Regions from separate parts of the Mus musculus genome. Here region 1 is linked to region 2. The links are chromatin loops, found by intact Hi-C in ENCODE. Cell type or tissue: left cerebral cortex. All regions are shown on one strand. Each heading gives the region's core, and the rest is flanking DNA. Links, peaks and the distances in the headings are about the cores only. Region 1 holds the start of Scamp5 (secretory carrier membrane protein 5). Region 2 holds the start of Cox5a (cytochrome c oxidase subunit 5A).

Region 1 (10,856 bases), core at 1,924-9,923, 57 kb before region 2:
AAAAGATTTATTTAATGTGTTGGGTGTTTTGCCTGTGTGTATGTCTGTGCACCACAAGTGTGCAGGCCCTGTGGAGGCCAGAAGAGAGTGTCAAATCCCCTGGAACTAGGGTTACCATGTGAGTGCTGGGAACTAAACGAACTGAACACAGTCCTCTCTGGAAGAGCTGCCAATGCTCTTAACCACAGAACCATCTCTCCAGTCCATAAAAATATTTTTTAAAGAATTTAGTTTATGTGTATATGTGATTTGTGTGCACATATGTATGTACAACAGGTGTATGCCTGGTACCTGCCACCGCCGCCGTCAGAGGGCACTGGAGCCCCTGTCACTGGAGGTACAGATGGTTGTGAGCCACCATGTGGGTACTGGGAACTAAACCTGAAAGACTCAATGAGGAGCCTCTCGCTCAGGTCTCGGGATACTAGTAGACCCCCAAGAACTCACGAGAGCCCAATCAATATTGGTTGCTGGGAAAGAGTCGGAAAATCTCCCCAGCAAACCCAAGTCCTCTGACAGAGCAGTCATTGCTCTTAACCACTGAATCTCCTCTCAAGCCCCAAGAAAAACCTTTTTAAATAAGGAAATAAAAACTTTCCTATTAATGAGTACAGATCTATCTTAATCTTTTTAATGACTGGCCAACTAGGTCAACAGTGCCATGGCCACAGAGCAGTCAGATGTGACTTAGGCTGACCCGACAGTCAGAAAGTCACAGTGTCCAGGAAGCAACAGAGTGAGAGCCATGCTACCAAGAAACTGGGAAAATCTGAGTGAAAAGAAGAGATGTGTCAAGGAGCAGAAGGGATGGAAGTGGCTAAAACCACAGCAGGTGGCTCCCACATATTGGCCCCAGGGGACCCGACGCCTCTGACCTCCAAGGCACCTGCACTCACGTGCACATACCCACAGGCAGACACACACACCCGCACACAATCAAAAATAAAATCTTTAAAAAAAAATCCAGGCTTGATGGTGCATGCCTATCGTAACTGCACTTGGGAGGAGAACGCAGGTGGCCAGATCCCATCTCAAAACCAAACAAGGCAAAGCAAACTGGGGCTGGAGCTTTGTCTACACGCACAAGGTTCAGGGTTCAATCTCCAACGCCCTACAGAATAGGTGTGGTGGGACACACCCAAAGTTCTAGCAACAAAGGCAAGAAGGTCTGTTCTAGGTCATTAACAGCTACACAGTGAGTTACAGACCATCCTGTGCTATAAAAGACCTCCCTATACCCACCTCATAACCTGCCAAAAAAAAAAAAAAAAAGGGCTAAGTTAATCCTGGGCTACAGAAGGAGACAAAACTACAACAGCTATGACACTGGGTAGGAGGCTTTCTTCCAGGTCAGGAAACACAGCTACCTTAACAAACCAGGAGGAAGACATCAAAGAAAGCAGGGTGGAGGCTCAGGAGGCAGCAGTGAGGGACATGATTGACAGGCAGTGGTACTCTGGGACACACAAAGGGTCAGTATCCAACGTAGTGTGTAGGGCTTTCCACAAGGACCCTCCTTGCTAGAATTCAAGAGATGCATGAGAAATGCCCAGAGTGGCAGCACATACCTATAATCCCAGCATTTGAGAAGCAGAGGCAGCAAGATCAATATGGGTCAGACAGCAGCCTGGGCTACATGATGGGACCCTGTCTCAATAGAAAGAGAGAAAGGAAAAGAAAAGGGCTGGAGAGATAACCCACATGTTAAGGGCACTGCCAGCTCCTCCAGAGGACCAGTTTCAAATCCCAGCCAGCACCCACGTGGCAGCTCACAACCAGGGTAGGGAATTTAACACCCTCTTCTGGCCTCCAAAGGCACCAGGCATGCAAGTGATACACAGACACACAGGCAGACAAAACACCCACACCATAAAATGGAAATAAAATGTTAAAAGTTTAACGCTCTTACTTTTAAAAAGAACAGTGGACAGGAAGAGGGCAGGAACAGGGGCATGGCTCCGTCTCCCTCATCACCCTCATCACCTGCATCCTGAGTAAAGGTCTTTGGGCTTACAGTCCAGGTTGAAATATTCCTGCCATGGGACAGACTGGAGAGCAGATGAGAGTGAGGAAGACTTTCTAGGTGTTTTCGATGACATAAGGTTATGACTAAGACAGGACACCCTGGTGAAAGCAGGGTCACACTGCCCTGATCTAACCGCTTTCTATATTCTGAATGGAGCATCCAGAACGGAATCTGCTTCTCAGTAGGACACACAGGCAAAATGGCCCAGTGATTGAGGGCATGGAACCCAAGGACGTGAGCGACCATATGCCAGTGAGAACAAGATGGGGTGGCTGAGGGGCACCGCCTTCCACAAATAGAATGGGATATGGAATGAGAACCTGTTTCCAAAATCAAGGCCTCCAGCAAAACAAGGTAGACAAGTAGGGAAGTGGAGGTAAAAACTAAGTCATAGGAGCCTCAAGGGAAGATGCTCCCCCAGCTCTCACTGCAGCCTGACCCCGATCACAGGCCCCAAGTCATTTCTCCAAGGTGAGCAGTCAGTGACAGAGAAGTCATAAAGTCGTCCGTCCGTCCGTGAATGATCCAGGGCAGAAATCTAGTTTGTGTCTGAAAGGAAGGACTCAGAGGGGCTGCAGGAGGCTGAGATCACAGAACCAGAAGTCTGGGGGTCCTTTGTCCTTAGGACAAGGCTACCTTTTTCTTGGAGAAAGGAGTGGTTTTGGAAATGAAAGAAAGCACTGGCTTTTATAAACAAAACTCTTAATGGAGGATTAGTATTTGCTCTTCAGGTGAGAATCTTTTGTAATTAGGGGGTGGGGGGAGCAGGTTACACCACTTCTGAAAAATGTAGGCTTAATAAAGCATCTTATTATCACATAAGATACCATGTTAGCCGGGCGTGGTGGCACACGCCTTTAATCCCAGCACTCGGGAGGCAGAGGCAGGCGGATTTCTGAGTTCGAGGCCAGCCTGGTCTACAGAGTGAGTTCCAGGACAGCCAGGGCTACACAGAAAAACCCTGTCTCGAAAAACCAAAAAAAAAAAAAAAAAAAAAAAAAGATACCATACATAACTGAAATTTTGGGTAGGTTAGGTTTTAGTTTGTTTTGACACAGGCTCTTGCTAGGTATCCCTGGGTGGCCTGAAACTCACTATTTAGCCCAAACTGGCCTTGAAATCTCAGCAATCCCACCTTAGCCTCCCAGCTGCTGAGTATGGGCACTCACCATCACACCTGATCCAACAGAACCTGAGTGAAGGTTGTTTACGAAACCTAGACTGTAACTCAATCAATTCCTTAGTGTGACTGGTCCTGCAATCGTGAAAATGAAAGTCGGTGGTCAATGAAAGGAGGGCAAGCCTGGCCCAGGTCCGGCCAGGGGCCTGACACTAGTTCCAAGTGTTCTCAGCTTGCCAACAAGAGCCCCTCATCTCTGGCACAGAAGTGATCATTCTTCTGTTTGCCTACTGGCTAAGACAGACGTTTCTACTTCCTGCTTGACCTCTGACCCTCTTCTCCTGATCTCAATCCCATCTGCAGTCCTGAAGCCCAACGCTATGAATCACCCTCAAAAACCAGCACTCTCCTGGGCGTGCTATCATCGTGCTGCTGCTAACGCTGTGGTGCCCTCCTGCAGGCACAGATCCTGCACCTGGCATTTTGAAGCTTTATGCCAATCATATACAAATCCCTCCTCCCCGCTACCCTCTTTCTTTACCACAGGCTGAAATTTCTATACATAACAACATTTTAGAGAATACCATGTCTAGTCACCCCCAGTGACCCCAAACCAGCAGCCTATCACCTTCCTTAACCCTATCACTTCCCACACCTCCTCTGGGACCCTTCCCAAACATCACTGTTCTGCATCCTACCACATAAATTCTAAAGCAGTCACTGGTGCTTATCTCACCCATCCAGTCTCGTCTTCCATCCCTCACAGATGGAAGCTGTTTTAATACAGAGCTTTGCTCAGTAGCCCAGGCTGATCTTAAATGCCCAGTAATCCTCCTGCCTCAGCCTTCTAACTGCTAGGATTACAAGCATGTGCCTTCCTACTGGACACCACACAATCTGGAGGCTGAACCCAGATGTTAACTTGTTCTGTTTCTTAGTATGAAGTCAGGGGACAGGCCCTGCAGTAGGAAAAATCAGGTCCATGGTGGAGAGAAGATTTCAGATCAGGCAGACTGAGCCCCACACTGAGCATACCCACCCCATGTTTAAGACTTAAAGCTTGGATATCCTCCCCAGGAAGACGGGTGCCTTCCCCTAAAGAGGCAAAGGCCAGCACTTCTGTTGAGCCAGCTGTATCACTTCCTTCAGGAACGCTTCAGACCCCAAACTGACAGCAAGGCAGGAAGTGTATCGTGGAGAGGAGGCCTGACAGGCAGAGAGGAAGAGGGAAAAGGGAGAACTCAGAGGGTTCTCTTAAACAGAACAAGACACTTCCTCAAGGGAGGTCACTACTTAGTCCACTTATTTTGTCCCTAGAGAAAGTGTTAGCAGAAAGATACCCAGAGAGGGGTATCAACTTGTTCAGCAGTGACCAGCCAAAGAGGGGGCTAAAGAGACAACCACACTGGAGAGATGGCTCAGTGATTAAGAGCCCTGACTGCACTTCCAGAAGACCAAACTTTCCCCAGTACCCACATGGCAACTTACAACCATTTGTAACTCCATGGGCTCCAACGCTGGGTCGGAGGACACTGCACACAATGGTGCACATACAAGCAGGCAAAACACCCATATATATGTATATGTAGATTACAATTTAAAAACATAAAGGAAAGAAAAATAGAAATGGCCACAAGTCCCAGGACTCCTAATCCCCTCTACTAACACTCCATTTTCGATGGCCCATCCCTGCCACGGTTCTCTCTCAGCAATGGAGAGCTGGTCCTATCTCTCCAAGTTCCCACAGACGCTAAACTAGCAACCCCAAGCAAAATCTCTCTGCCAACCGTGGCCCTGCCAGAATCATCTCCCTCTTTCACAGTCCTGATGGAGAAGACATAATGGGTAACGCACGGGTTGCACATTTCTCTAGACCATCCCTCCCACACACACCACAGACAGGCTGGGGTGGAGCAGCAGTGCTTCATGCCCACCTCTGAACTTTGTCCATTACCACACTGAGATGCCCTCTCTCGCCTCTGCCTCCTTCCAAATCCCACCTCCAGAAAGTCTCCTCCTGACAGCTGCTGCCTCTTGTCTCTGTCTCCAGCCCTGGCCTTTGCTGATCTCCTCAAGTCGGCCTTTAACAACCAATTATCAGTCCTAGTCTTACTTGACTCCCCCAGACTCCAGATCAGGAGAACCTCAAGGCAAGGACGGGGATTGGTTCTTACACATCTCCCCTCCTTCCTCGTGACTGACTGGTGCTAATGCTGGATGCGCTACATCCAGCACCCCCATCCCACTCCCCAAAGCCCTGGTGGTATCCGGGCCCTAGGCAGTGCACCCATCCCCCTCCTCCAAAAACCAGGCTGCTCAGACCCGCGGTACAAAGGTCGGCCTTCCAGGGATGAGTACAACTTGGGTCCACCTGCAGGTGCCTTTTGTGATACCACGGTCACTAGATTCCAGACGTTCCCATCCCCGGCCGCATGCGCCATCCCAAAAGGAGGAGGCCGGCTTCCAGGGAATGCCAGGTGGAACTCGGGGTTTGTGGGGTGGAGGGCCCAAAGCCCAGGCTCCATCCAAGGGCCTGACGTCACCCAAATCCCGGGCTCCCTCTGCGGGGACAGAGGAAAGAGGAAACAGGAATGGGGAGGAGGATTTAGGGGTGTACAAAGAGCGCTTACCACCCCAAGCAGGAAAGGTCACCTCGACTCCCCACCTCTCCAGAAGCTCGACCTACCCCCTCAAATGAAGAGGGACTCTTTGAAGGCAGAAAATTGGAGCCGCTGACACCTCTCCAACCCAGCTCGTAGCTTCCCCGCAGTGCCCTCCTTGGGTCTCCAGGCCCAGGACTCACCAGCCCCGACCGCTCGGCTGCAGAAAGGTAGTCGCGCTGCGCCGCGCTGAGCTGCGCTGCACCGGGCGATCAGGCGCGGAGCGGGCCGCGAGCGGCTCCCGGATTGGGGGCGGGGAGCGTGCGCGCGCGTCCGAGGCGGGCCCGCGCGCTCCCGTGCCGCCCTGCCTGCTGCAACCACTCTCGCGAGACTCCCACACTGCTCGTAAGGCTATTCCACGAGCGCTCGCGAGAAGCAAGGCACCGGCGCCTCCGCACCTTGCAGGAGCTGTCCGTGGTGCTAAATATTCGGCCGTTCCTCGTCCAGGTGCTAGGTGGGCACCTTGGGGACAAGAGCACAGTGAGTGCATAGAAAGGAGAAACATACAGTAGTGCCAGCAACTAGTGCCTTAACTTCCACATCTGCAAAGTGGGAAGAATAACCCCCATACCAATCGCAGGGACCTGTGGGATGTACCGGGAAAGAGGAAGAGACAGCTTGATGAGGGGCTGGAGAAATGGCTCAGTGGTTAAGTGTACTTGTTGTGCTCTTACAAAGGGTTGGGGTTTGATTCCTAGCACCCATATGGTAGTACCATAACCCCAGTTCCGGGGATCCAAATCCAGAGTGCTTGTCTCTGTGAGTTCAAAGGCAGCTTAATCTTCATAAGTTCCAGGACAGTTGGAGCTACATAGTGAGATCTCAGAGACAGACAGAGAGAGACAGAGAGAGCACAGGTGTGTGGGTTGATTCACATCAATATTCCTAGCCCTTCCAAGACACAGGCAATGGGGTCAGTGCAAGTTCAAAGCCAGTTTATCTACACAGCAAGTGGGGAAGTACTGGACTACCAGGATACACATGAGCTACTGTCTCAAAAAGGAAGGGAAATAAGGAATAGAAGAATAAGGAATAGCTCTGAAAAAAAAAAGACAAGAAAGAAGAAGAAGGAAAGAGATAATAATGTACAGATGTTAACAGCAAGAATGAGAAGGGACCAAGGTAAATGCTTACAAGTGCAGAATTAGTGTAGCTCCGAGACTCCTTGGCGACATGGGGCTGGGGTAGGAAGACAAGCTGCCATTGTGAGTGGTGTTTACATAGTAAAACCCTGTGGGTCCTCCACAGCCAAGGCCATCCCCTGCCCTGCCAACCAATGGCTTCGATCCCTCACCCACACCACCCTGGGCCTGGAAGAGGGCTTCAGTGGGTGGGATACACTGCAGGGATTCTTTGCCCAGACTAAGGGCCCATTGTGTGGCTCTAGCCTGCTGGCACTGGGGCCTCACTCCCACAGCTGGCATGGGAAGGGAGGGAGAGGAGAAGAGCAGACAAGAACAAGTGCAGAAGAGACCAGAAGGAGGCTGAGCTGGCCGAACAGGAAGCAGCAGAAGCTACCAGACCAGCCAGAAGGAAGAGTCCCAGCCTTCAAACAGAGACCAGATTCTCTTTTATTTTCAATTTCTTTTTATTTTTTATGATTATTTTGATGTATAAAAATTATATATAATTTTTCATTGTTATATTTTGTGCGGGGTGTTTTGCCTACATACGTGTCTGTGCACCATATAACCTGCAGTGCCTGTGGAAGTTGGAAGAGCACATGGGACAATCGTCTAGGGACTGGAGATGGTTGTGTTCTGCCATCATTAGGGTCATGGGCATAAGACCCTGGTTCCTCTGGAAGAGTAGCCAGTCCTCTCAACCCACAGAGCCATCTCTCCAGCCCCTGGACTTCCAGGTTCAAATGATTGAGTATGTTAGGCAGGTAGCGAGCAAAAATAAAAGAACAAACAGCAAGTAGCAGATGTGGAGTAAACATCAGGACATCGGGCTGACAACATCTAGCAGAGGCCTGGGGTGGGGTCAGGGGACAGCCATGCTGTAGTTTCCCCCACTGACAGTATCTTTGTCAAAGAGGTCCAGGCTTCCTGTTCACACTGGAGGCAGATTTACACCACGGTAACATCTGGGGAAAGTGTATCTTCCAGCTGTGCACAAGAGCACAGTGTTTTTACTCTTGGGTTATTTTGCTCTACTCTCTGCCAGTCACAGAAGCAAGGCGCCAGCCTCCCCCCAGACAAAGGGCTTTGGTGGACACTTTATATAAGAATGCTTGGGTCACCGGGCAGTGGTGGCGCACGCCTTTAATCCCAGCACTCGGGAGGCAGAGGCAGGCGGATTTCTGAGTTCAAGGCCAGCCTGGTCTACAAAGTGAGTTCCAGGACAGCCAGGTCTACACAGAGAAACCCTGTCTTGAAAAACTACAAATAAATAAATAAATAATAAAAAAATAATAAAAAAGAATGCTTGGGTCAAGATTGCTAAGGGAAATCCCCCTACATCCAGTTTCTCAATAAAGGTTAACAGCACACGACAATCGATCAGTATGTTTTGTATTACATCACTACTGACTATCCCTGAAATAAACCAAGTTTATGCTGGTTTACAAAACTACGGGGAGAACCGATGAACTTATGAGGTCTGAGAGCGACAGCTTGGACAAAAGCTGGGACCTGGGATGATAACGCTTCCTCAGGGTGAATATCTGGATTCCACATGGAACTATTAAGAGATAACTTATGGCTCATATGGGCCGTTTAGAGAAGATGTTGGTGTTCTCATATAATAATTGTACTATTCATAAATAATTTTCCCCTGATCACTCAATTGAGATTCTTAATCGATTTTTTAAAAATGAGATAGGGGACTGGAGAGATGGCTCAGTGATTAAGAGCACTGACTGCTCTCCCAGAGGTCCTGAATTCAATTCCCAGCAACCACATGGTGGCTCACAACCATCTGTAATGGGATCTGGTGTGTGACCTCTTCTGGTGTGTCTGAAGAGACATTGTGGCACTTTTGTGAATGGAGGGGAATAATTGTGTCATAGTGACCATCATGTAAACAAATGCTTGTTTAACCAGCATTTGTGGATCACTTACAAGAAGAAGCGACATAGGAGGTGGGCAGAAGAGGTAAACTGCCCCTTCCTGGAGGGTAAATGTGAGTCAGGTGCTTGTCCCCCGTGGCCTGCAGTTATGGGAAATAGCAGTAAAAATCACAGGATCCAAGCTTCAGTGGTTTGTGAAGATAAAATGAAATAACACAGTCTTAGTTTCTTTGCTTGTTGCTGTGATAAAATACTCATTCACAAACAAGAGAGATGAAACAGACAGAATAAACAAAATCAAAAAACAAAAAAAAAACAAAAAAAAAATCTTTCCATCAAGCCTGAGGGCCTGGATTCAATCCCCAGAAACCACAGTTGGAAGGAGAGAACTGCTTTCCAAAAGTCCTCTGACCTCCACGTGTGATTTGTTCCACATGTACACTTGCACATGCATGCGCACAAACACAGAGAGAGACAGAGACAGAGAGGCAGGAAGACAGAGAGACAGAGAGGTGGCTCAGTGGCTAACAGCATTAACTGCTCTTCCAGAGGACCAAGGTTCAATACCATATGAGGAGCAGATGAAATCCTGAATGAATATGTATTATTGTTATGAGCACAGCCATATCAAAGACCCCAATGTCTCAGATATATAGAGATGGCAAAGCCTCTCCCTGATACAACTAAAGGTGCTCAGGAACTTTTAACCTTTAGCTATAGCCAGGATGTGCACAAAGTATCAACTGCAGCATCCTCATCTAGACATTGACCCTGTACAGCTTCCTCCTCCAGATGAGGCTGCTCCTGGAACTCATGGAAATTAGATAACCAGCCTTCTCCTCACTTGCTGCATATAACAAATGTGCTGACTATCCAGGCTGTTGTTGGTGCGTCTCCATCATAGTGCACAGCCTATCCAATCCCAGCGTTTCTGTATGTGTACCTGTCATTTCTCCATTCCCCAGAGACCCAGTTAGGTCAGTTCGTAGGCTGTGCAGGTCATGACATGTGTAAATAAAAATAAACATTTTTTTTTAAAGATTTATTTATTTATTATATGTAAGTACACTGTAGCTGTCTTCAGACACTCCAGAAGAGGGAGTCAGATCTCGTTACGGATGGTTGTGAGCCACCATGTGGTTGCTGGGATTTGAACTCCTGACCTTCGGAAGAGCAGTCAGGTGCTCTTACCCGCTGAGCCATCTCACCAGCCCCCCTTTTTTTTTTTTTTTTTTTTTTTTTTTACATTTTTTTAAAGGAAGGTAATTCCCTACAGGCATGCTAAGAGGGCCATTTCCTGAGTAATTCTCTTTTCTATCAAGCTGCCAATTAACACTGATGATACACACATTTAGACATACGTTACATATGAGACAGTATCTGGTGCATAATAAACAGTCAATGAATATTTAGTTCCTACTGTGTACCAGCAATGGGAATGTGTGTTTCTTAGGAAGAAGTGGGAGAGCCACTTTTGAGCCAAACCATGTAATAACATTAACATTTCAAGCTTGAGGGATGTCACATCTGCTCCCATGCCTTTACTCAAAGTATGTCATAAAGCGAGACGTAAAATGGGTCCAGAGAGTAATGCTCCCCATGCAGGATGAGGAGGAGAGTCACATGACAAATAGTAGTGTTTAATCCCATTGTAGGGAGGGACAAATTATTAGGAGCATCAACCTAGTCAGCCACCCACAGGTCCAGCTCCAAGCTGTTTATCTTCCTTGAGTAGCTATGGCCAAATGTGACATGCCCATCCAAGGATCTCCAGGACAACACCTGGAACCTATGATCCATCACAGGAGATGCTAAGCCTTGTGCCTACCTTATGAAGTAACCACTATTGTCCCCATTTATAAATGAAGCAAGGGAACACCAGAGAGGTGGTCAATCCACCCAAGGAAATAGGACAGATGGAGCTAAGAAAGGGATGATCCGTTATTTGTTTTAGATCTTTTTAATTTATTATATGTGTATATGTATTTTTCCTGCATGTATATATCTTTGTACCACACATGTGCCTGGTACCCTTGG
Region 2 (10,856 bases), core at 1,436-9,435:
GTGTGCACTGTCCACCCTCAAGCCCAGCAAAATAAAAAAACTTTATAAAGCTATAGTAGCAGAAAGGCAGTCAGAAGTTCCTTCAATGGGTGGGGGTGGGGATAACCATTCTTGGACTGAAAGTTCTGGAACTAGAAAGTTGTGATGATTACACCCATGGCTATAATAAACATCAACTGAGTCTGTATCTTTAAAAAGGCAAGTGTTACTTGTGAGTTAAATCATTCTAAACAAGCACTCCGCCCCTGAGCTACATCCCTGGCCTTTTAAAAAAATTATTATTAGATATTTTCTTCATTTACATTTTAAATGCTATCCCCAAAGTCCCCTATACCCTCCCCCCGCCCTGCTCCCCAACCCACCTACTCCCTCTTCTTGGCCCTGGCGTTCCCCTGTACTGGGGCATATGATCTTCGCAAGACCAAGGGCCTCTCCTCCCATTGATGGCCGACAAGGCCATCTTCTGCTACATATGCAGCTAGAGACATAGCTCTGAGGGTACTGGTTAGTTCATATTGTTGTTCCACATATAGGGTTGCAGACCCCTTTAGCTCCTTGGGTACTTTCTCAAGCTCCTTCATTAGGGACCCTGTATTCCATCCAATAGATGACTATGAGCATCCACTTCTGTATCTGCCAGGCACTGGCATAGCCTGGCCCTTTTGTAAAAAACAAACAAGCAACAACAAACCCACTTTCTTCCTTAAATTGTTTCTGTCACATATTTTGTTGTATCAATTTAAAAAGTAACTAAGAGCTGGTGAGCCAGCTCCTTTAATCCCAGCATTCAGGAGGCAGAAGCAGACAGGCCTCTGTGAGTTCAAGGCCTGGCAGGGCTACTATGAAACCTTAGTGTTCTATTGCTGTGAAGAGACCACAGCAACTCTTATAAAAGTAAGCATTTAACTGGGGCTGGCTTACAGTTTTAGAGATCAGTGTCCATTATCATCCAGGCAGAAAGCACGGCAGGAATGGTACTGGAGAAGTAGCTGAGAGTTCTACATTTGAAGGTAGCAGGAAGAGAGAGACTCTGAACCTTGCATGGGCTTTTGAAACCCCAAAGCCCACCCCCAATGACACACTTCTTCCAACAAGGCCACACCTTCTAATCCCTCTCAAATAGTGCCACTCTCTGATGACCAAGCATTCAAATATATGAGACTATGGGAGCCATTCTTATTCAATAACTACCACACCTTATAACCAAAAATAAAATTAAGATAACTAACATATGTCCCATAATTGGCTCAGAGAAGTCAAGATTAGGAAAGCCAATTCATGGATTCATACTCGTTTAATCAAGGTACATTTTTTTCATTTTTCGTTTACTTATTCATCCGTGCCTTCATTTCATTTGTAAAGTTTATTTACATGTATGTGTGTGAGTATATAGCACAGCACAATGTGGGTACTTGTGATGTCCAGAAGAGGGTGTCAGATTCCCTTGGAGCGGGAGTTACAGACAGTTGGGAGCCACCTGATGTGAAGTAAACGTGAGTCCTCTGAGAGCGCAGAAAGTTAATAAACTATTAACTACTGAGCCACAGAAAGCACTTTATCCACTAAACCGTCTATCTTCCTAGACCCTAAACAACGTAATTTTTGAGTCGGTTTCCTAATGGGTAAAAGTAAATAATTGGGCTTTAGTGGGTGGGGGAGGATCATGTGACCCAGGCTGTCCTTGAATCCCCTTTCCCCCTGCCTCCAAAATGTTGATTATTGTCTTGAGTCACTACTCCCAGTATGATTTTTTTTTTTTCTGAGACTCAGGTTGCATAAGAGAGCCTGAAATTCCTAATACTTAGCCTGTAGAGGGCTAGAATTATAGCATACACCAACGCGCGGGGGCAAAGCGGTTATTCTTATTATAGTTTGCCGTTATTATCGCTACAATTCCAAATTGTGATAGTCTCCTCTGTTGGCGATTCCAAATCCACATTGTCCATTGCTCACCCTGCCTTTCCTCCCACGCAGGAATGTTCACTACGGTCACCCGGGTCATCGGACCAGCTTTGGCGCGGCGCCGACGTGGTTTGTCCTCCACGGCCGCCGTAGCCGCCGGCGACCGCATGGCGCCCCACCCGCTTCCGTAGGCGCGAGCTCCGCAGTGGGCCGGCCTTATGCTCCGCCCAGCGTGCGTCGCTGCGTGAGTCCGGCCCCCGCGAACTGCTGTACCGCCCGCGAGCTCACACCGGCTTCTCGTCAGCCTCAGCCAGTGCGCTGTGGTCGCCGTCATGCTCGCCGCTGCCCTCCGTCGCTGTACCGCAGCCGCGGCTGCCCGAGGCCTCCTGCACCCCGCCTCGGCTCCCAGCCCCGCCGCCGGTAAGGTCCGCGCCCGCCACAGCCCTCGCTCGCGTGTCCTTGCTGTGACCTGGGCTCCCGCCGCCACTCGAGGGCAGGCTCCCTGGCGGCCTAGCCTTTGCCCTGCGAGCCGGCATTGGAGCCCGGTGACCGCAGTGCGTCCGCGGCCGTCTGGAGTCGTGTAGGAGACTCCTCCGGGCCTCCCTCCCCGCCACTTCCTGATGCCGAACCCGCGGCCAGTCAGGTGTGTGGACTTGCCGGGGTCGCCGAGGACGAGCTCAGCACTTCCTTTCAGTCTCTGGGCCGTGACCGTTCCCTGCGCTGACCCCGCAGCCACCTGACCGGGAGTGGCCCCCGCCGGCCTGCGGCATCTTGGCGAAGGTGACATTGAGCCTCCGGGCGCGCCGCCCGCCTCTGCGTTTCCTAGAACACAATTTGATTCCCCAGTGGGACACAATACCCTTTTAGCCCTGATCAGGCAATTCTCTGCTGGCATTTTTGTGTCACCTTCATAACTGGGTACGGCCACGTTTGAGGACTGTTGAGCCACATTTTAGCCCTGCGTTTCAAATAGATAATTTAAAGTGTGGTTTCTTGCGGCTTGTAAGAGAGCCTGAACATTGACAAATATTAATGGAAAGAATGATAACGTTTACAAGATTGGGTACCAAATACTGAGGAATACTGGGTGTACAAACATGGGAAAGCTTCGTGGATTCCCCTCCACCCGTTTAAAATGAGAAGCTTCAGTGCTGACTTATGAAGTATTATGTTTGGTTGCTTGTTTCCCCTTCTGTGTGATCAGGAGATTTTGTGTCCCATCACTGTCCACCCCCATTGCTGAGGGGGAACCAAGGGCCCTGCATTGCTAGATAATTGCTCTGCCACTTGGTGTGTTCTCAGACCCTCTCCACTTAGCACGGTACATCTATCTTACTTTTGGTTTTGTTTGGTTGTGGTATGTGTCAGCTGTGTAGCCTGGCTGTCCTGGAACTCTTTGTAAACCAGGCCGGCATCGGCCTAAAATAAATAGGAGTATTTTATTTTAGAAACAGGGCCTCTATAGCCCAGACTAGACTAGAACTCAGAATGGTACTAAAAGGGCTATCGAGGAACTTATTGCATTCCTCTTGCCTCCTAAGTGCAGGGATTAACCTTGGGAGCCACCACACCCGGCACAGGCATTATACTTTAATCACAGTAGTTGTGTGCTTGGATCCTGGTCTGAGATACATTAGTGTTTTATGAGATTTAGTTCATGTGTGTAGATATAAAAATAACTTAGCCAGGTACGTTGGGACCAACACTCACAGGGAGGTTTAAAAAAGAAAAAGAAAAAGGTGGATCTCTTTGTGTTCCAGTCTAGCCATGGCCTCACACACAAAGAAGGGCCTCAGACACTCCAAAATTGTTTCCTTGATTACTGGAACCTAAAGAATTTTTTTTTGGCTTCATTTAGTTTGTCTTTTGTAAGGCATTGTATTAACAACAAGAGAGTCGACTGTAGGGAGTTTAGGATTTTTTGGTGGGAAGAGGTTAGATAGCATCTTAGATAGTCAAGGGTGGACTCAAAAGTAGCTGTGTAGTCATGATCGTCCTCCTGCATCCACCTCTGGAATGCCTAGGACCACGGGTGTGTGCCACCACACTCAGCTTTGGAATGCATTTAGGAAACCTGGGGAGTGCAAGGGCTCATAGGTTAAGAGTACTTGTCATTGCAAAGGACCCAGGTTCGATTCCCAGCACCCTTTTCTGACTTCCTTATGCACCCCACAAGAAGTACATACACATAATGCAGGCAAAAATACATAAAAAGTAAAATCAAAAAGAGAAACCAAGTAGATGCTCATATTTTACAGAAGAAACTGATGCCTACCTTGGGAAACTGACCTTTTTGTTAGTGATGGAGCTATTTTCTCTTTCTCAGTTAAATTTGAGTTATCCTGCTGCTTTTTTGTGTCTTATTTGCTAAGGCAACAAATGCTTTTTTTTCTTTTCCCATATAGATAAATATCTCGAGATTTTTTTATTTCTGACTTTTGAGTTGGGGTACTGTCTGGAATTGACTGTGTGATTAATGCTAGCCTCAAATTTGTAGTAGCCCTTCTGCCTCTGCCTCCTGAGTCCTGGGATTATAGGTGTAACACCATACACACTTAGCTGAGATTATACGTGTACACACACATGGTTTCTCTGTGTACCCCTGGCTGTCCTGGAACTCACTCTGTAGACCAAGCTGGCTTCAAACTCATAGAGATCTGCCTGCCTCTGCCTCCCAAGAACTGGGATTAAAGGCATGGACCACCACCCAACTAAAATATTTTTAAAGGAAATTTTCTGCTTTTTCTTTTATTTCTCTTTTTTGGGGGAGAAGGAGCATTGAACTTTGGGAGTTTCTTATGAAACAGGGAAATTTTCTTCCTTTTTTTTCTTTTAAGGAAGTTCTGAAAAGGACTACAGTTTATTGTTATTTAAGTTCTTGTCTAGATTTCTCTTCCAGGCTTTCTATTCACCCCCTGGTGTGCAATTCAGAAACAAAGGCTTTTAGGTGATTCTCCTTTATACCTAAATACTTCCACAAGGGGGCAGTATTGGTTGTAAATAGTGTCTCTTTAGCTGTGTGACCTTGTATACTAATTGATCTTAAGCCTTTCTAAAGTTAAAATAATGTTTTTGGTAGCTCTGAAGTTTACATTTGATACTGCAACTCTTGCCTGGCGCAAAGGCTTAATATGGTCATGCCTTGCTAAATAATAAAATGGAGACTGCTAGGTACCTCTTGCACATTAATCAATTTTGTCACTGGATGTCTTATAGGCTATTCCATACCTAGGCTTTGAAGTCGGGTTCACGTGTCCTATATTTGGTTCATGGTTGGCAGAAAATTTCTAAACATACTTGGTTTATTGTGATGCACTTCATTTTTAGGTTGAGACTTGTTACTGGTATGAGATCGTTTTTGTAATGGACAGTGAAAAAGGCAAGCAGGGTGTGGTGGCACATGTGCCCTCAGTCCCAGTGCTTAAAACGTGGGCAGATTTTTGAGTTCCAGTCTAGCCTGGACTAACAGCACAGCCAAGGGAGATGTGGGGAGCAGGAGGAAGGAGAGGAGGAGGAGGAGGAGGAGGAAGCTGGACATGGTGGCTTACAGCTAGGGTGGCTGAAGAAGCCAGGAAGAAGAGCAGGTTAGTGTGGTGTACAGAGTTGAAACCCTGTTCCAATAAAAGGAAGAGATGTGGCAGGGTGGTTGTGGTGGTTTTGGGGTGCATCCTCTGTTAGCAGTTTTTCAACCTTCCTAGTGCTGCAACCCTTTAACACAGTTCCTCATGTTGTGGTGACCCCCACATAACAGTTATTTCATTGCTACTTCATAGCTGTATTTTTGCTACTGTTATGAATTGTAATGTATATATCTGGTGTGCAAGATACCTGATATGGGACCAGTGGGGGTCCAGACCCATAGGTTGAGCTACTCTATAGCTCTCTTAAGCTAGGCTTGTAGGATTAGTTTCCCTAGCCAGTTTGCGCTGGGAATCCTCTGCCTTCTGGGAGCAGAATTATAGTTGGGACAGCATGTACACCTAGCATTTTATGTGGGCCTAGGTAGCCAAACTCTGCTGAGCCATCTTCCCAGTTCCTGATTTCTTTCCTTTCCTTTCCTTTCCTTTCCTTTCCTTTCCTTTCCTTTCCTTTCCTTTCCTTTCCTTTCCTTTCCTTTCTTTTCCTTTCCTTTCCTTTCCTTTTCTTTCATTCATGGGCAGGGTCTCATGAGCTCAGGCTAGCCCTTGAATCTCAGGATGCCCTTAAACTCCTAAGTTAATGTTTTAAATAAAACTCTAGTCAACCCTTGAAATTATAAAATCCTGGCATCCTTACCCTGAGAGCTTGAAAGACCCTGAAGGGTGGAAGATAGGTGTTTGTTTGTTTGTTTGTTTTCTTCTTCTCTTGGTAAAATGCTGAGTTTAAGTAGCATAGCACTTTGTATTGCTTGCTAGTGCTTAACCTTATGTCCTCAATCAAGGTCTGTGTCTGGCTTTGCGCCCTCAATCACCCTGGTGTCTAACTTGTTAATGCAACTTGTATATCATTTGCTTCTGTCCCTCATTCCTAGAATTACCAGTGCCAAAAGGGACTATTCTTGGGACCTTTTGGCCTGATTATCAAGCAGAAAACTATCTGTTTTAACCAAATGTGAACACAAAAGATTAATGAGCCCCTTACTTTATTTATTTTTCTAAAGTCATAGTGTTGGCTTTTTCTAGGCGAATGCCATATCCTTTTGGGTGGCTGAGTAGGAGGAGCCTGGGCTGGCCTAGTTGTATAGCAGAAGATGAATAAATTTCTGAGCTGTTCCTGCTTCTCAAGTGCTGGTTATAGATCTGAGTCATTATGCCCTGGGACTCTCTGCAGTCTAGGTAAGCATTTAGCCAAGCGAACTACATCACAGCCCAGAGGTAGTAGCTGTTTTGAAATATTCACATTTTCACACTTCCTTTTTCCTCCTCTTCCTCCTCTAATGCCTTTAGGTTATATTAAAGCATTGAATAATTGCCAGAAATTGTTAGTGCCAGCCAGGCAGAGTAGTGCACTTTCTAGTAATTTGAGAGGTAGAGGCAGGAAAGTTCAGGGTCATCCTGAACTTACACAGCAAGTTTCAAGCCATAGGAAGGACCCTGTCTCAAAACACTCATACGCATGCATGTGCCGTATGCAAAACCACTTAGGAAGTAAAGTAGTGGTGTTGGGGGGTTATTATCTGTATAATTTCTCTAAAAATAAAGTATTAGTTATGTGTGGGAGAAAGAGCTGGACATGATACAATCCCAGCTTTGGGAAGGTTGAGGTGAGTAGAGAGGATGGAGCCTTCAGGACACTGGGAGATGCTGTCTTGAGAGAACAGTAAAAACTATTATCTATGTAGACAAATAAAACCTTGTGCCTTATTTGTGGGAGGGGTGACTAAGGACAGGTCATTAACTAATAGAGGAAGTTCTACCCATTTCTACCCATATATAATTTAAACTTTGTGGGACATAGGATAGTCTAGTTTTTGCTGTTGTGGAACAGGTGTGTATGTGTACACCCAGTGGGGTTTTTTCTTTTGTTTGTTTGCTTTGGTTTTGTTTGTTATTGTTGTTGTTTTTGAAACTAGGTATTGCTGTGTAGCCTTGGCAGGTCTGGAACCATGGAGTTCCTTGCCTTTGCTTCCTGAGTGCTGGGATTAAAGTGCAGCTGGGCTTGACCCTAAGGATTGTTTACTTGGTATTTGTTGGTTTTGTTTGTTATATTTTCTGAGCTGGGCTCTTTCTCTGTAGCCCAGGCTGACCTCAACTTCCAAAGTGTTAGTATTACAAACATGAGTCACTATACCTTGCATTTTCTTATTTTTCCTCCCCTTCATGTAAGTGTGTGTGATTTGGCTTCTAGGAATGGATAAGACACTGTAGGGCATGATCATCTTGCCTTGAATTTGCAGTTGCTGGTTGTGTGTTCTTACAATTGGAAAACAAAGCTAGCACTCAAATCTATACCTAGGAGTGCAAAAGGACTTGACTACCATAAACACTTTTCTAGGTTGAAGGTGAACCTAACAGTTAACCAGAGTTAAAGAACAAGGCAAGCAAGGCCCTGGGATCCCAGGCACTGGGGGCTGGGGAAGCAAACAACTTCTCTCTAGGAGGAAATGTATAGACTTTGATTCTCTTGAGTAAATATTTAGGAGGAAAGTTACTGGTTTTATGGTAGCTCTGTATTAACTTATAAGAAATCACTAAGCAGCCGGGCGTGGTGGCGCACACTTTTAGTCCCAGCACTTGGGAGGCAGAGGCAGGCGGATTTCTGAGTTCGAGGCCAGCCTGGTCTACAGAGAGAGTTTGACAGCCAGGGCTATACAGAGAAACCCTGTCTTGGAAAAAAAGAAATCACTAAGCAGTCTTTGAAAGTAGTTAACCATTTTATATTTGCACTTTAAGTACTCTGGTCCTTACTCTGGATAACTGTAGTTTTTGAAAATGGTAGCATAGGATTTCTAAGTATCACGAGATAGAGGGTTATTGCCATCTTTGCTTTGTGGTGTGTAAAATGTGTTAGTCTTCTAGGGTACTGAATATACATGAAATTTTGATTAAGTTTAAATATGAGATACATTTAGGTCTATAGACCTTTTTCCTTGTCAGAGAAGTTCAGACACGTTCATCACATTCACATATGTGTCCCAGTTTGTTTGGACCCAGGGTTGTGGAGGAAATTTATCTCTGAAAATTGGGACTTAGGCTATGATCTTCTGGGACTCATGGCTGGTATTTTGTTCATGGTGTAAATGGTGTTAGTCAAGGGAGAATTCTTTCATTTGATCTTACATTCACTAAAATGCATATTGGTTAAGAGAACTTAATGGGGCTGGTGAGATGGCTCAGTGGGTAAGAGCACCCGACTGCTCTTCCGAAGGTCCGGAGTTCAAATCCCAGCAACCACATGGTGGCTCACAACCATCCGTAACGAGATCTGACGCCCTCTTCTGGAGTGTCTGAAGACAGCTACAGTGTACTTACATATAATAAATAAATCTTTTAAAAAAAAAAAAAAAAAAAAAAAAAAGAGAACTTAATGCTCTTTGGAGTACTACTTGAATTCAGTTCCCAGCATTCAGATCAGAAGATTCACAAGGCCTCTAACTCCAGCTCTGAGACATCCAGTACCTCTGACTTCCAAGGGTACCTGAATTCATGTGAATATACTCATGCACAAACATTGCACAAACACATAATTAAAACTTACTGTTGAGTGTGGCTGCAGATGTGTGCGTGCCATAATGTTCATATGGCGGTCAGAGGACAGCTTCATTGGCTCTTACCTTTCTGCCTTTATGTGGGTTCTAGGAATCACTCAGGTCTTTAGATTTATGTGGCAATTGCTTTTATTCACTGAGGAATCTCGCAGGCCTGAGACAGGGTTTTTGCTAAGCAGCCCAGGCTGAGCTCACTTTTCTTGCTTAAATTTCCAGAATGTTGGAATTATAGGAATGTGCCATCACACCTAGATATATAATACTATATGTTTTACTCTGGTTAGTATTTAAGATTTGTTTTCTTTTTGAGACACTCTTACTCTACAACCCAGATTGTGCTTAGAATTCACTTACAGAGCCGGGCACGGTGGCGCATGCCTTTAATCCCAGCACTCGGGAGGCAGAGGCAGGCAGATTTCTGAGTTCGAGGCCAGCCTAATCTACAAAGTGAGTTCCAGGACAGCCAGGGCTATACAGAGAAACCCTGTCTCGAAAAACCAAAAAGGAAAATTAAAAAAAAAGAAGAAGAAGAATTCACTTACAGTGCAGGCTGACCTTGAAATCAGCACAGGCAACACAGCAAAATCTGTCTCAAAAATGAACAAAAAGACAAGTTACTGCACTAGAAAACATGTGTCAAACAGTCTGTACATTTTGCCCCCTTCTGCTGTTTTCTACTCTTCTTTTTGCCAATGAATGCATTAGGGACAGGATAATAGCATTCACAGTTGAGTGGTCTTCCACTATTGACGTCATTGCTCTTTTCCTTTGTAGCTGTCTGTTCCATTCGCTGCTATTCTCATGGGTCACACGAGACAGATGAGGAGTTTGATGCTCGCTGGGTGACATATTTCAACAAGCCAGACATTGATGCCTGGGAATTGCGTAAAGGTAATTGGAACATAGATGTATCATATTTGCATGTATAAACATGAACTATTCTTAAAAGCAAACACATTGTATGTTTGAAAACATGTTGTGTGAGTTGGTGACTGTCACAGCTCGTAGTTAGAAAAGCCTGCAACTTCTATAATGTTTCCTATAAAGTGTGAGTTTTAAACTAGACAGCAGGTCTGGAGTATACTAGTCAGTGATAGAGCTCCTTCCTTGCATGCATAGGTTTTGGGTCTGGTCCCCAGGACTGGGAAGAAAGAGGGAACACATGCCCTATTGACATGTGAGCCAGAGAGCTCTGTTGAGAGGCTGTTCTCTGCGCTGGTTTAACAGCAGAGTTACTACTACTGTGTCTTTCAGATCATTTAGATGAGCAGTCATTTGAGCAGGAACAAATAGCACTAATGTTAACCAGTCATTAATTGTAAGTGTACTATATAATCTCAGATCAAGAATCTGTGGCAATGTGGCTGTGGGTATGGTTGGTTCTCCAATGTATTCTTTAAATAGTTTACAATAATAAAAGCAAGCATCCCAAGTGCTTTTAACTTCTCTGCCAGAATGTAATGGTCCTATCTTGCTGCAGCTGTGGAATTCCTTATTTAAAACCTAAAGATCTTACTGATGTATGAAAAAACAGCAATTCTGCATTTTCATCAAGACTTCAATTTTCTTGATGTGCCGTTTTGTGCAGACACAAAAGTAATCATGCCCAGTCATTTTCTGGTTGAATGTTTCTGTGTCTTTACACTAATGTTTCTCTATAATGCCTTCTTAATGTCGTCATTCTGGCCTCATTATCTCTCCTTAGGCATTGTTCTGGTTGTTTTTAGATGATTTTTCAATACTGTTTAGTTTAAAGAATTCAAAATTC

What was found. A loop is a pair of places that touch in the nucleus more often than their neighbours do. Peaks named below come from ENCODE experiments on the same cell type or tissue, not always from the same donor. Only the 100,000 strongest peaks of a DNase experiment are listed, where the experiment ranks them.
Region 1: a loop joins it to region 2, with 2.1 times the contacts of the local background. A loop is called at or near these places in 3 of 42 quality-filtered maps.

The regions. Positions count from the first base shown.
Region 1 is chr9:57,461,984-57,472,839 of GRCm38, forward strand. It overlaps Scamp5 (secretory carrier membrane protein 5), which reads right to left and starts at 6,077. Exons shown (of 7, transcript NM_020270.3): 1 at 5,950-6,077. In left cerebral cortex, for the core only: no CTCF peak of the experiment used is centred there; DNase peaks (open chromatin) are centred at 5,079, 5,414, 5,599, 6,130 and 1 more place; H3K4me3 peaks cover 3,128 bases; H3K27ac peaks cover 2,643 bases.
Region 2 is chr9:57,519,094-57,529,949 of GRCm38, forward strand. Cox5a (cytochrome c oxidase subunit 5A) reads left to right here and starts at 2,139. Exons shown (of 5, transcript NM_007747.2): 1 at 2,139-2,322; 2 at 9,863-9,979. The coding sequence starts at 2,235. In left cerebral cortex, for the core only: a CTCF peak has its summit at 4,884 (motif pointing right); DNase peaks (open chromatin) are centred at 1,509, 2,099, 2,608, 3,138 and 2 more places; H3K4me3 peaks cover 2,556 bases; H3K27ac peaks cover 1,951 bases.